Linked DNA regions of Homo sapiens: all the other regions are linked to region 2. The links are chromatin contacts, found by Hi-C or POLR2A ChIA-PET in ENCODE. All regions are on one chromosome and are shown on one strand. Each heading gives the region's core, a stretch centred on a gene start or an enhancer-like site at or near the end of the contact. The rest is flanking DNA. Distances are from core to core; before and after follow the strand shown.

Region 1 (3,961 bases), core at 169-2,668, 140 kb before region 2:
GTTGCACATTGCAGGAGAAGAAAAATGTTTATTGGCCAGAAGCTGTATTCCAAAGACATGTCAAATATTCCACATTTTAGCTTTAAACAGTTAAACTTTCTGCCTATCATAATATAGTAGGAAGAAAGGCTCATTTTTTTTTATGATTTAGAAAGGCTTTAAACTGAGTTTTTCTTATATTCACAATGGTTTTAATTTTTCTCCATTTCTACTTTGTTTAATATTCTTTCTCATAGTCCTGTCTCCAGTTTATCTTTGTTGTTTTAATTAATTTTACTTTATTAGTAAAATGGTGATATAAAAGCAGTCAGATTACACAGGTGTACAGTGAAGCAGTCATGAAACAGCTGAATAGGTGAAATAAAGTGTGGTGTTTGTAGCCGATTCTCCATGCACATGGACTTAGTTCAGTGCTTCCTCCACCCTTCCCCCTCCAGTTTTGGTTAGCAAAAGCAGTTGAGGGTATTACTAATTATTTTTTTCTCTTTTTCCCAGAGGGAAGTGTAACATCTCCCATTTTTCTGACATATTTGCTGCTAGAGAGTTTAAAGCCCGAGTGGATTCATTTTTCTACATATTAGGATATAACCCTGAGACAAGGTAAGTGAGTCACTTGTGTCCATTCATTGAGAACTCTTTTCCTTTTCTCATTTGTGTGTGTGTGTATGTGTGTGTGTGTGTAGTTTATGCTTCTGGACATACACTAGTAACATACTTAAAAAAAATGACTCCAGAGTCCTTCAGTAAACTTCTTTGGGAGGAGTTGTAATTAATGTCTTTGACATCTAAAGTGGCTTTTTGTTTGCTCTTTACTTTTATTCAGAAAAAGAAAAATGAGAAAATTTGGGTTGAAAGAAGGTGGGATAAAGATATACTTTTAGTTTATCTGTATTTTGAATTAAGTATTAAGAATTGGTAGATTATTTCCCTGATTCACATTCTGTCAAGCCTTCCATAATACCATATTGAAAAAGACTAAGTAATTTTGGAAAGTTTGTTGGTTACTCATTTGTTTTGTTCACTCTTGGTAATAAAACTCCAGGAACACACACTGAAATATCTTTAGTAAGACTACTAGTATGAGTCAGACACATCAAGTTCTCAAAACATCTTGGTAAGATCTATGTAACAGTTTGAATTACTATTTTTTTAAAATGAGAAGCAATAGGGTCAGAGTAATTTAACAATTTTTATGTCTGTCATAGATGCTACTTTAATGTAGCACGTGGAAGAATTTTTATGAGTGTATATATTCATACTTGCCCTGTATTGATCATGTGACTGCATATTTTATTAAGGATTTTAAAAACAGGATGTTAGCCACTGATCAAGTAATATATGCTCTGGACACCCAAGACATGTTTATACATGTGAAGATTTAGAAGGAAATAAAACATCCCCGGCCAGGTGCAGTGGCTCATGCCTGTAATCCTAGAACCTTAGGAGGCCACAGTGGGAGGATTGCTTGAGCGCTTGAGCCCAGGAGTTTGAGACCAGCCTAGCTAGGCAAAATGGTGAGACCTCTTCTCTCAACAAAATATAAAATAAAAATTAACTGGACGTGGTGGGCTGCACCTGTGGTCCCAGGTACTCAGGAAGCTGAGGCAGGAGGATTGCTTGAGCCTGGGAAGTCAAGGCTGTAGTGAGCTGCGTTGGCACCACTGCACTCTCCAGCCTGGGCGACAGAGGGACACCCTGTCTTTTAAAAGAATAAAAAATAAATAAATAAATAAATAATAAATAATACTTGGCTCAAAGAAGTTAGCAAAAGAACTACATTAAGTGTAAAGGCAAAATGGGTATCATTTTATTGAGAACATTTTTCTAGAGGACTTTCAGAAACCGTATGTAAAACTTAGAATGTTGTTGAGTAGTCAACGTAGGGGTAGAAGGGAACGTGTTTTTTGTTGTGGTTTTATGAAGCTGCCCACAGCTCTCTTGGGGCTCGCATTAGTGTATCTGTCTGTCTGTCTCCCTCTCTTCCTCTCAATATTGGATGCTATTTTCTAGACAGCATCAGAAGCTAGATTCTAGATAGTGCTTGATGTATGGATAGTAATATAATGCTCATCAAAGAGTACCTTTTCTCCTTTAGAAAACTGTGATGCTTGGCCAGGTGTAGGTGGGTCACGCCTGTAATCCCAGCACTTTGGAGGCCAAGGCGGGCGGATCGTGAGGTCAGGAGTTTAAGACCAGCCTGGCCAACGTGGTGAAACCCTATTTCTACTAAAAATACAAAAATTAGCTGGGCATGGTGGCACACACCTTTAATCCCAGCTTCTCTGGAGGCTGAGGCAGGAGAATTGCTTTAACCCGGGAGGCGGAGGTTGCAGTAAGCCGAGATTGCCCCACTGCACTTCAGCCTGGGCAACAGAGCAAGACTCCATCTCGAGAAAAAAAGAAAAAAAAAAGGAAAAGAAAGAAAACTATGATGGTTGAGTTTGTTTGTTTGTTTTTTCAAAAGTATGCCGTGTTCCAATGATAAAGAAGCTGGTCAGTGGTAATATTTCTTAAGCATCTGATATTTTGAAATGTTTATTTTACATATGCATTTATTGGCTACCTTCTCATGTCTTCCTGTTGCCCAGGTAAATTGTAAAATGCTTGAACTTGGATTTCTCTCTAGATACAAAGGAATTGGATGTTATTTTAGTGATATTGTGCTTATTTAATCACTTGATAGTTTTCCTGTTGCACAAGTTATATTAATTAACTAAAGTAGCTTTTGTCTTTTAACTCTTCAACTCTCAGGTTTGTAACAACTAACCAAAATTATTTTTTACAAATGTTAGTTATACATGTTTTGCTGAATGCTTATTAAAAGTAATATGTAACTTACCTTTGTAAACCAGGCACTCACTCAAGTTCTTTTCTTATTTTTCATTGTGTGCTGCTGACAGTCTTTCAGGGCAATACATCCCATCGGGTTTGTTTTAAAATATGGATGCAATAAGGAACACAGAGACATGATGATAGCAGCACACTTACAGGATCTGCATCCTGAATCACTTCCCTTAGTGACCTTTCTAGTCACCACTGATTTTCTTCTACACTTGTGTTCCCTATGTCCACCTTCTGCTTTGTGTGTTTTAAGTGCTTGAGTAGTGTTGGATGACTTGAACTGAACAAATACTTAAGTGCCCATTTATAAGTAAACTTTGAGGCAAATCTCAAACTTCTCACAGTTGAAGTGTAAAGGCCGTTGTAGACATTTGCAGCAGTGGAGCTAATGCAGCCTACTGCCTTGGCTTGCTGGTGTTATCCCGAACATTTCCTTATATCTCTGAAGTTTGGGGTTAGGGCTATAGTTCCCACAGCTGCTCAAATGATCCAAAAATGCATCTAATTTAACAGAGTGTAGAAAAACTGGCTGTGCACAGCCCAGTTCTTAGAATTCCCAGGGTGCATACCCTTGCAGAATTTACCTCTGTTTCTGTCTTTGTTTCACGTTTGTGAGGGAGGAGGCTGTATGATAAGCTGGTTTCCTATATAGTTTTCCCCCAGTTTTAATGAGTAGGACTAGTAAGTAGTCGTGGCTACATAGTGTACTGTATGCTGACTCTTAGTGCCCTGAGTTATTTAGGTAAGTATGTAAGTTAATGTAGAAAGGAAATGTCAAAGTTCTTCTGATTGTGTAATGGTCCTGGGCAATACTGCATATAGGAAAGTCCACTGGAAATTTAAGGAATAGTGATTCCATGACTGCAGACTTTCATGACTGTTGTCTCCTTAAATAATGCAGGAACTTTAAGTGAGCAGTTGAAAGTGAACCTTAAGATGGAACTGTTTATTTCTCAGAGCTGATTTTCCAAAAGTAGTTATACGTTGATTTATGTAATTTTCCATACTTTGTTAGCATATTGAACAGCACTGAAATTTTGGAATTTTTTTCACATTTATTTGCATAGATCCTTTTTAAATTTCAGTGTACAGCTTCATTTTATTTTTTTCTCTAACCTGG
Region 2 (4,267 bases), core at 302-2,801:
GAGTCACCTGACAAAATCTGTTTTTAGGCTGCGTATTTTCTGGTGATCTTCCAGAGTTGGGGAAGACTCCTCCCCCACACTAGAGTTCAGTGAATACTTCACTGGGGAGTCAAAACATAAATACGCATGATAAATAATAAGAAAAAGGAAAAATCATTTAAGACTGATAACAGATGTTAGAAGCACTACGTGATTAATTGCCAAATAAATTGTAGAGATGGTCGTTGTTAATAGAAGAGGATCTTATTTTACACTGGGGCGGTCAAGACACACGTCAGGAAGAAGCTGAGACTTGAACTAGGCCTTGAGTGATGGGGAGATGGTGAGAACCAACCCTGAGCAAAGCACACAGGAGAGCAAAGCTATGGAGATTTCATCAGCCACACTCAGTACTAACCCCCTTGCCTGAGAGTCAAGACCTTTTATACTGTGGTCCAAATCAGCTTCTCCAAGCCCCTTCCCTACTGCTTTTCTTTCTGCACCTCTGGCCCTTGCCAAACACTCAGGCTTCCTGTCTGCCATTTCTTCCTGCAGTGTTCTGCCCAGAATGCCTGCCCTTCTGTTACTCCATGTGGAAATGCTCTACATTTTTAAACTTAATTTCCTTCATTAATCTTTCTCTAATCTGAGGAGGATATAACTCTGTCCTTTGAATACCCCTGTAGAACATCATGCCTCTCTTAGGGCCTTTCTCTGGCTCTGCATTGTCTTATGAAATTCTATCTTACACCTCCCTTTTTGGATTGAGCTCCTGAAGGCAAGGACTGTCTTACTCACATTATCTTCATCATGGTGCCTTGCACCTAGATGCTCAAGAAATATTTGTATGATTGAATTAAAGTTGAAAGTTGCAGTCAATCTTTTTGAAGATTATTCTGGCAACAGTGTGTATCAGAGAATAAAGAGCCTGAAATCAGAAAGTACAAATAGCAGAAGGTCTTGGGGGATGGTGCCCAGTAAGAACAGGAAAGATCAGAAGAGTCAGGAACTTACTGCATATGGGGGAGGAGGTAATAATGGTCTAAGGCGCGTGGATCCTCAAGGCTTAGAGAACTGAGAAGCCAGCAGGAAATAAAACTGTAGCACAGTTGGGTTATTGCCATTTTGGTGACAGTTTCATGTGTTTTTTTTTTTTTTTCCTGTGTGAGTGTGATTTTGCTCAACATGAGTTTGGTAACTGGGATCAGAAAGGTTTTGTTCCTTGGTACATTTTACAGAATGGTTGCTAAGCCAACAGAACTCAGAATTGAGTTCAAATCCCAGCTATCCCACTTATTCTCTGGGGGTTTGGGGTAAGTCTCTTAGATGCTGTAAAATTTAAGTTCCTCAGTAATGAAATGGGGGCACAAATAGAACCTCCCTCAGAGTCGTAGTGAAAGTCGAATAAGGCAGCAGTGATTGAGCTCTTATTATGCACTAGGCACTGTTCTAAGCACTTGAACTTACTTAACCTTCATAGCATCTCCATGAGGCAAGTGGTGGTGTTGCCATCACAATACGTGTGAAGAGAAAGGAGGCAGAGAGATTATGATGACTTGCCCAAAGAACACAGAGTTCACACTGAATTGGAACTGGAACTTGGGCAGTGTGGTTGCAGAGCACCCAGTCTTAGCTGCTGTGCTGTTTCTGACTCAGTATCTGTCACATAGTAAACATTCCATTAGAATCAGCTCCTGTTTCTCCTCCCAGGGAAGACACACAGTACATTTTGCCTGAGATAACTGTCTCACCAGATGTGTATACAGTCACGTGGTAGACTGGAAAGCACATTTGTGAGTGTTAGTTCTCATGGTCCTTTGAGTTTTCCCTTACCTTTAAAATGCAAAGATGCTGTTGAAAGTGAATAAACTGATACTGTGGAGAAAGCATGATATATCACAAAGAATGCCATTGTGGAAAAAGTTCACTTTGACTGCTTAATGAGGGGGAGGGGTCTCCTTTGGGGGATGATGAAAGCGTTTTGGAATTAGATCTGAGGGCTGCACGCATTGTAGATGTATTAACTGCCTCTGAATTGTAAACTTTAAAATGATTAATTTTATGTTATGTGAATTTTACCTCAATAACAATTTTTTTAAGTTAATTCGAGTTGGGTTTTACCTTTGGAAGTATAATTACAAAGCGGGCAATACTTCATGCTGTTAAAATTAAACTTGATTTATTAGACGGCTGACTGCTTCCGTTGTTATCCACAGCTGAAAAGGAGATGAAGATCCTGCTTGTAGCTGAGCAGTCTTTAGAAGTCTGCTGCATTCTTCCCAAATTCCATCACTCTAGTCAAGAGTAAGAGGATTTGATAATAGGGGACTGGTTTCCTCTCGGCTCTGTGATAACTGGGGACTGGTTCCAGGAGGGCAGGTACTTTGTATGTGAGTTTTCATGTACTTCACATTATGTCCATGTCACGTTCTTCAACTTGATCAGCCTTTGAATTTTGGCATGGACAACAAACTCCACATTGAATTCAGCTCTAGAAGCTGGGATTCAAATTTGACCCCAGAATGGACCCCAAGTGATAGCACAGCAGCCCTTCCCCCCTCCCACTTTCCTGATGGTAGAAACAGGATAATTAGCATAGGTTTTCAAGAGATGATCTCTGCTCAGTTGTTCTGTGCCTTCTCACTTGTCACTAAGGCTCTTAGCCCTGGCTTGAAGGCTTTTGCTAATATTTCTTGGGGAACAAAGTCTTTCTCTGGAATCCATTCAAGGTGGGTAGTTAATGGAATGGCTGTCCTTTAAGCACAGAGAGAGGGGTGGTGTCACCTATGCCTTACAGAGCAGAATAATAATAATAGAATTGGTCCTCGTTCGAGTGTTCCTTCTCAGATTTGTGCTCCCGTGTTCCTTGGGCACTCTCACTGGCTAATTCTCTGCAAACATCACAACTCAGGCATGGAACCTCTCATACTTCCTCCTGTGCCCCCACTGCAGGCCTTCAGTGCATGGTGGTGGTTTTGGTTTTGGTTTTTGTTTCCTCTCCTCTCCCGTTTTAGAAACACGGATGTCTTATATTCCCACAAAAGAATTTAGGAAATTAACCTGTTTACAAAAAGGTCCACACAGGTTTGACATTGCTTCCTCAAAGCACCTTGTTCACAGTTGCCCTTCTAGGTCAAGCTCACCTTCACCTTTTTTTTTTCCTACCTCCAGCTTCAAATGTCTCCAGGTGCCTGCATAGCTGAGCAGGAGAGGTTCCTTTTTTATGCAGACAAGACCAAAGAGGAAATTGTTCATTCTTTTTTTTTTTTTTTTGAGACAGAGCCTCACTCTGTTGCTCAGGCTGGAGTGTAGTGGCGTGATCTCAGCTCACTGCAACCTCTGCCTCCCGGGTTCAAGCTATTCTCCTGCCTCAGCCTCCCGAGTAGCTGGGACTACAGGCGTGTGCCACCACGCCCGGCTAATTTTTTATATTTTTAGTAGAGATGGGGTTTCACCATATTGGCGAGGCCGGTCTTGAACTCCTGACCTTGTGATCCACCCGCCTCGGCTTCCCAAAGTGCTCAGATTACAAGCATGAGCCACTGCACCCGACCCGGAAATTGCTCATTCTTTGGTATTATTATTTTTAGTTTCTTTGTACTTGATTTATTCTGTGGGCAGGAGAAGGGGAATATACAATATCTTATTACAGGAAATACTAGACACCTTATCTGAAAGTTTAGTAACAAACTTCCCTCATGGAATGCCTTTGGGCTGTTTGGCCCTTAAAATATGTTTTCTTTTTTATTTTATTTACATTTATTTACTCACTCAACCACTCAACAGACGTTTGAGTTTCTATGGGAAAGACATTTTAGATAGATGCTGAGGATATAAAAATGAGTAATACAGTTTCTCTCCCCTTAAAGTATTAATCACCTGCTAAGAAATGCAAACAAAAACCAAGTGTAACTGTGGTAAGTGCTTCATGGAGATATAATATATATATATACTAGTAGTGGATTTTATGGTTTACAGAGCAAGTTAACGTATTTTTTTCTTATTTCCTTGGGGTAACAGTCTTCTGAAGCAATTGGGTGACTCTGGCTGAGAGTTGGGACTCAGACCTTATGATTTGTCACTTTTTTGTTGCTCATTCCCCCTCTCCAGCACTGAGTGATGTGGGATTCCATGACTGATAAGTTTGTTCTCTGCAGTAGCTCCTTTCTTAAGTTAAATTACTGGAAAACGGAAATGTGTGTGAATTCCTTTTCCACTCCCGCTGTCCTTGGACAAATTATTTCATCTCTCTGTGCTTTAGTTTTCTCATCTATAAAATGGTGATAAT
Region 3 (4,470 bases), core at 1,698-4,197, 250 kb before region 2:
AGACTGTCTTTGACCTTCTCAGTGGTTTCCTTTCGTTTTGGTGATGGATTTGAAGCTGAGTTAGCTGCCTTCTCCAAACAGCTTTTTCTCTAAATGAGTATTTGTTAAATATTGTCTGTTCTTTAGGGTTACTTAAACTGAAGAATCAGAAGTAGGGTGCTGGGCTGGGCAAGGTGGCTCACACCTGTAATCCCAGCACTTTGAGAGTCTCAGGTGGGAGGATCACTTGAGGCCAGGAGTTTAAGGCTGCAGTGAACTACATGCCATTATATTACAGCCTGGGTGACAGAGCAAGACTGTCTCTTAAAAAACAAAAAACAAAACCAAAAAAACCAGCAGAGTACTGTGATTAGATTCCCAGATGGGGGTTGAGTTTTTTCTTTCCTTTGTTTTGTTTCCTGATTTTTTTTTTTTTTCTTTTGAGACAGGGTATTGCTCTGTCATCCAGGCTGTCAGTGGTATGATCACAGCTCACTGCAGCCTTGACCTCCCAGGCTCAAGTCATCCTCCTGCCTTGGCTTCCCAAAGTGCTGGGATTATAGGCCTAAGCCACTGCACCTGGTCTTTTACTTTCTTGATATAAACTACTACAATAACATCCTTTGTTAGTGATGAAAAACCATTATCCTCACCCACTTGCAGAGATCCTGTGTGCTTAGTTGTATCTTAAAAGCTTAGGATCTGTGGAGAATGTTGTAAAGGATATCTTCAATGGATTACTAGCTTAAAAAAAAACAGAGAGTCTCACTCTGTCGCTCAGACTGGAGGGTAGTGGCGTGATCATAGTTAACCACATCCTCGAACTCCTGGGCTCAATTGCTTCTCCTGCCTCAGCCTCTTGAGTAGCTAGGACTACAGGTGTGCTTACACCTGGCCTATTAACAATTTTTTTGTAGAGATGGGGTCTTGCTATGTTATTCAGGCTGGTCTTGAACTCCTGGCCTCAAGTGATCCTCCTGCCTCCATCTCCCAAAGTCTTGGGGTTATAGGTATGAGCCACTGCATCTGGCCAAATTACTAGTTTTTAAATGGTAGATTTTTTTTTTTGAGACGTAGTCTCAGCCTGTTGCCCAGGCTTGATGCAGTTGTGAGATCTCAACTCACTGCAACCTCTGCCTCCTGGGTTCAAGCAATTCTCCTGCCTCAGCCTCCTGAGTAGCTGGGATTACAGGCACGTGGCACTACACCCAGCTAATTTATTTTTATTTATTTATTTATTTAATTTAATTTAATTTTTATTTTTTTTTGAGATGGAGTCTCACTCTGTCGCCAGGCTGGAGGGCAGTGGTGCGATCTCGGCTCACTGCAACCTCCGCCTCCTGGGTTCAAGCGATTCTCCTGCCTCAGCCTCATAAGTAGCTGGGATTACAGGCGCGTGCCACCATGCCCAGCTAATTTTTGTGTTTTTAGTAGAGACGGGGTTTCACCATGTTGGCTAGGATGGTCTCGATCTCCTGACTTTGTGATCTGCCCGCCCCGGCCTCCTAAAGTGCTGGGATTACAGGCGTGAGCCACTGCTCCTGGCCTAATTTTTGTATTTTTTGTAGAGACAGGGTTTTACCACATTGGCTAGGCTGGTCTCGAACTCCTGACCTCAGGTGATCCACCCACCTTGGCCTCCCAAAGTGCTGGGATTACAGACGTGAACCACCGCTTCCAAGTGAATAGATCTTTAATACTCATTTATTTCTATGGGATATAAAGCACAAATTAAGATTTTTCAAATATTTATTGCTTTCTACATCTCTGAATTGGTTTTACTACTCAGAATAAGTATAAATTATAGGGACCTCTCGAAATGTCACTGAGAATGAGCATAGCAGGGATACTTTGAGGATAAAGGTAGGCTTTCATATAATCATACTTTTCTGTCCCAAGCTATATTTAAATTGTTTAGTGTTTAGAAGCATGTGATCTTATGGAGAAATTAAATATTATTTAGAATTTATCACTACGGTTTAATCTCATGCGTTGTCACAACCAGGTCTTTTTCACCTTTGCTGCTAAACTCTGGGATTACCTTAATTTTGTCCTTAGGAGCTCAGCATAATAGATTTTGTTACTTACACTGCCCATGTTCCCGCCTGCCTCGGGGCCTTTGCACTTGCTCTTCTCGTCTCGGTAACACACTTAATTCTTATCTTTTCTTAAGCTCTGCCACCCCAGTGTCACTGCCTTTCTCCCAGGTTAGTCAAATACATTTCCTTAATAAATACTGTTATAGCCTTTTTTGTATCTTTTCTTCTAGCACTTAGAACAGTAATAATTTTATTAGGATTAATAAGTCTCCCTTCTCCAAAAAAACAGCAATTCTTATTTTCCCCCACTCATCATTGAATTCCTGCCATCTACTGACAATAGTGTACACATAGTGTGTATTCCATAATATATATACATTTTTTTTTTTTTTTTTGAGACGGAGTCTTGCCCTGTCATGCAGGCTGGAGTGCAGTGGTGCAATCTCAGCTCACTGCAACCTCCGCCTCCTGGGTTCAAGTGATTCTCCTGCCTCATCTTCGAGAGTAGCTGGGATTACAGGCGTGTGACACCACGCCCGGCTAATTTTTGTGTTTTTAGTAGAGTCAGGGTTTCACCATGTTGGCCAGGCTGGTCTCGAACTCCTGACCTCAAGTGATCTGCCCACCTCGGCCTCCCAAACTGCTGGGATTACAGGTGAGAGCCACCGCGCCCAGCCTGTATTCCATAATATTTGTTGAATAAAGAAATTTCTAGAAACATTAAAAAAAATTATTGACTCATTGATGATGTTAAAATTAGAATAAGACTTCTGGAAGTCTGTTTTGTATTACTTCCCAATGAATGATTTAACAGACTTGTTTAAAAATAAAACCAAAACAAAAACCTTGTGGGGCTCTATTGTATATTGTCCTTGAGTCAGATCTAACTTCTTTGTTGTCTGTCAGCCATTACTCCTGTTTTGAGATGACTGTCACGGTAACAAATTGATTTATTACACAGCTGTGTGCAGCCAGATTTTCCTTCTGGGCTTCTTTAGCATAGGATATTGATTTCTGGAGTTTGCTGTAGGTGGCATATTAATTTCTTTCTACTGTTTTCAGTTAGGTTCTAGGAAATTTGATTCCTTTATTTCTGGTGTAGGTAGAACTGGTTAAAAAACTAACTTCATATTATTGTGAGATTTTTTTTTTTATTTTGGCATATTGGTATTGCTTGCTATTTGGATAATGAAATGTATTTTTTTTTTCAAAAGTATGTATTAATTTTTTAACATTTTGTCATATTAACTGATAATTTTGTTTGATTGTCCTATTTACCCTATAGTCCTAGAATATGTGTTCCTTCTACTTTCATGAACATAGTGCAAAACATGTATTTATGTATATAAGTTTGTGGTTTGTGAAATCTTAGGTGATGCAAAATATTTGACCATTTTATTTGACAATTTTGAGGAAAAATGCCCTGGAAACTAGAATTGTTTACTTTGATCACTTAAGTGTTATTTTCTTTTGATGCAAATGGAATTTAAGCTGGAAAAAATTCAAACTAGGCAAAATGAAACCTGAGGATCTAGTTTGAATAAAAATGGAATATACGTTATTTCTAAAACCTATTTAAAGTAAATGACTATAGGTCAGGTGCAGTGGCTCACGTCTGTAATTCCAGAACTTTGGGAGGTGGAGGTAGGTAGGTAGATTGAGCCCAGGAGTTCAAGACCAGCTTGGGCAACATGGCGAAACCTTGTCTCTACTCAAAATACAAAAGTTAGCCGGGCTTGGTGGTGTGCTCCTGTAGTCCCAGCTACTTGGGAGGCTGAGGTGGGAGGATCCCTTAAGCATGGAAGGTTGAGGCTGCAGTGAGCAGTGATTGCACCACTGCACTGCAGCCTGGGTTACAGAGTGAGACCCCATCGCAAAAACAGGTAAATGATTTCAACATGAAACATGATGTTGAGTGGACACAGAAGAGCATAATACTGTATAATTCCTTTTATAGAAAATTTTAAAACAGCCACAACTAATCTTTGGTGTTTGAAGTCAGGAGAGAGATTGCCCTATGGGTACAGGGAACAGAACATTAAGGGGACCCCCAGGTTCTGGCCATGTTACGTTTTATGGTACTGGTTACATGGACTTGTTCTGTGAAAATTTACTGCATTTTGCACTTCTCTGTATATGTATTACACTTCAGTAAAAGTTTGCCTTAAAAGAAAAAGTAAAGATAACATGCAACTATTTTCTAAATGGAAAATTTCCATTCAATCAAGTTACTGTTTAAAGTGGGGAGGGAGTCCCCGATATTTTAACAAATGGTCCTAACATTTAGCTACTGCGTCTTCACTGAGGTCTGTGGAGGCTGCAAGTGGTGTCACATCCTTAGTTCTCTGAATCATCGAAAGCTTCTGTAAGGCAATTAATTACTCAGACAAACATTTCCTTCCCAAAATAAAACAAAACCAAGATGTGGTATTTGGTGTTCCAGGGGACACAC

Evidence for each region. A loop is a pair of places that touch in the nucleus more often than their neighbours do. ChIA-PET counts read pairs that join two places held with the same protein, here RNA polymerase II (POLR2A). Pooled maps may share reads with other maps.
Region 1: a loop to region 2 is called in a pooled map, with 5 times the contacts of the local background. The contact joins two enhancer-like sites. A Hi-C loop is called at or near these places in 1 of 168 maps with a recorded cell type or tissue (HCT116), 3 of 37 single-sample maps with no recorded cell type and 8 of 50 pooled maps. POLR2A ChIA-PET finds 5 or more read pairs at or near these places in 6 of 52 experiments (AG04449, OCI-LY7, Panc1 and 3 more).
Region 3: a loop to region 2 is called in a pooled map, with 5 times the contacts of the local background. The contact joins two enhancer-like sites. A Hi-C loop is called at or near these places in 2 of 37 single-sample maps with no recorded cell type and 8 of 50 pooled maps. POLR2A ChIA-PET finds 5 or more read pairs at or near these places in 4 of 52 experiments (BJ, GM12878, OCI-LY7 and 1 more).

What each region holds. Positions count from the first base shown.
Region 1 is chr1:8,537,853-8,541,813 of GRCh38, reverse strand. RERE (arginine-glutamic acid dipeptide repeats) reads left to right here. Exons shown (of 23, transcript NM_001042681.2): 7 at 496-600. Among named protein-coding and RNA genes, the nearest start is that of SNORD128, 45 kb to the right of the region's middle. Within about 2 kb of position 1,418, at least 6 of the 41 ENCODE cell types and tissues checked have a DNase peak (open chromatin) inside an H3K27ac peak, as active enhancers do; they include OCI-LY7, where a contact is called at or near this core.
Region 2 is chr1:8,394,460-8,398,726 of GRCh38, reverse strand. All of the region lies in intron 12 of RERE (arginine-glutamic acid dipeptide repeats), which reads left to right. Among named protein-coding and RNA genes, the nearest start is that of RERE-AS1, 28 kb to the left of the region's middle. RefSeq lists an enhancer at 2,799-2,998. Within about 2 kb of position 1,551, at least 21 of the 41 ENCODE cell types and tissues checked have a DNase peak (open chromatin) inside an H3K27ac peak, as active enhancers do; they include OCI-LY7, where a contact is called at or near this core.
Region 3 is chr1:8,647,673-8,652,142 of GRCh38, reverse strand. The region is part of intron 2 of RERE (arginine-glutamic acid dipeptide repeats); the gene reads left to right. Among named protein-coding and RNA genes, the nearest start is that of SNORD128, 150 kb to the right of the region's middle. RefSeq lists an enhancer at 21-100. Within about 2 kb of position 2,947, at least 2 of the 41 ENCODE cell types and tissues checked have a DNase peak (open chromatin) inside an H3K27ac peak, as active enhancers do.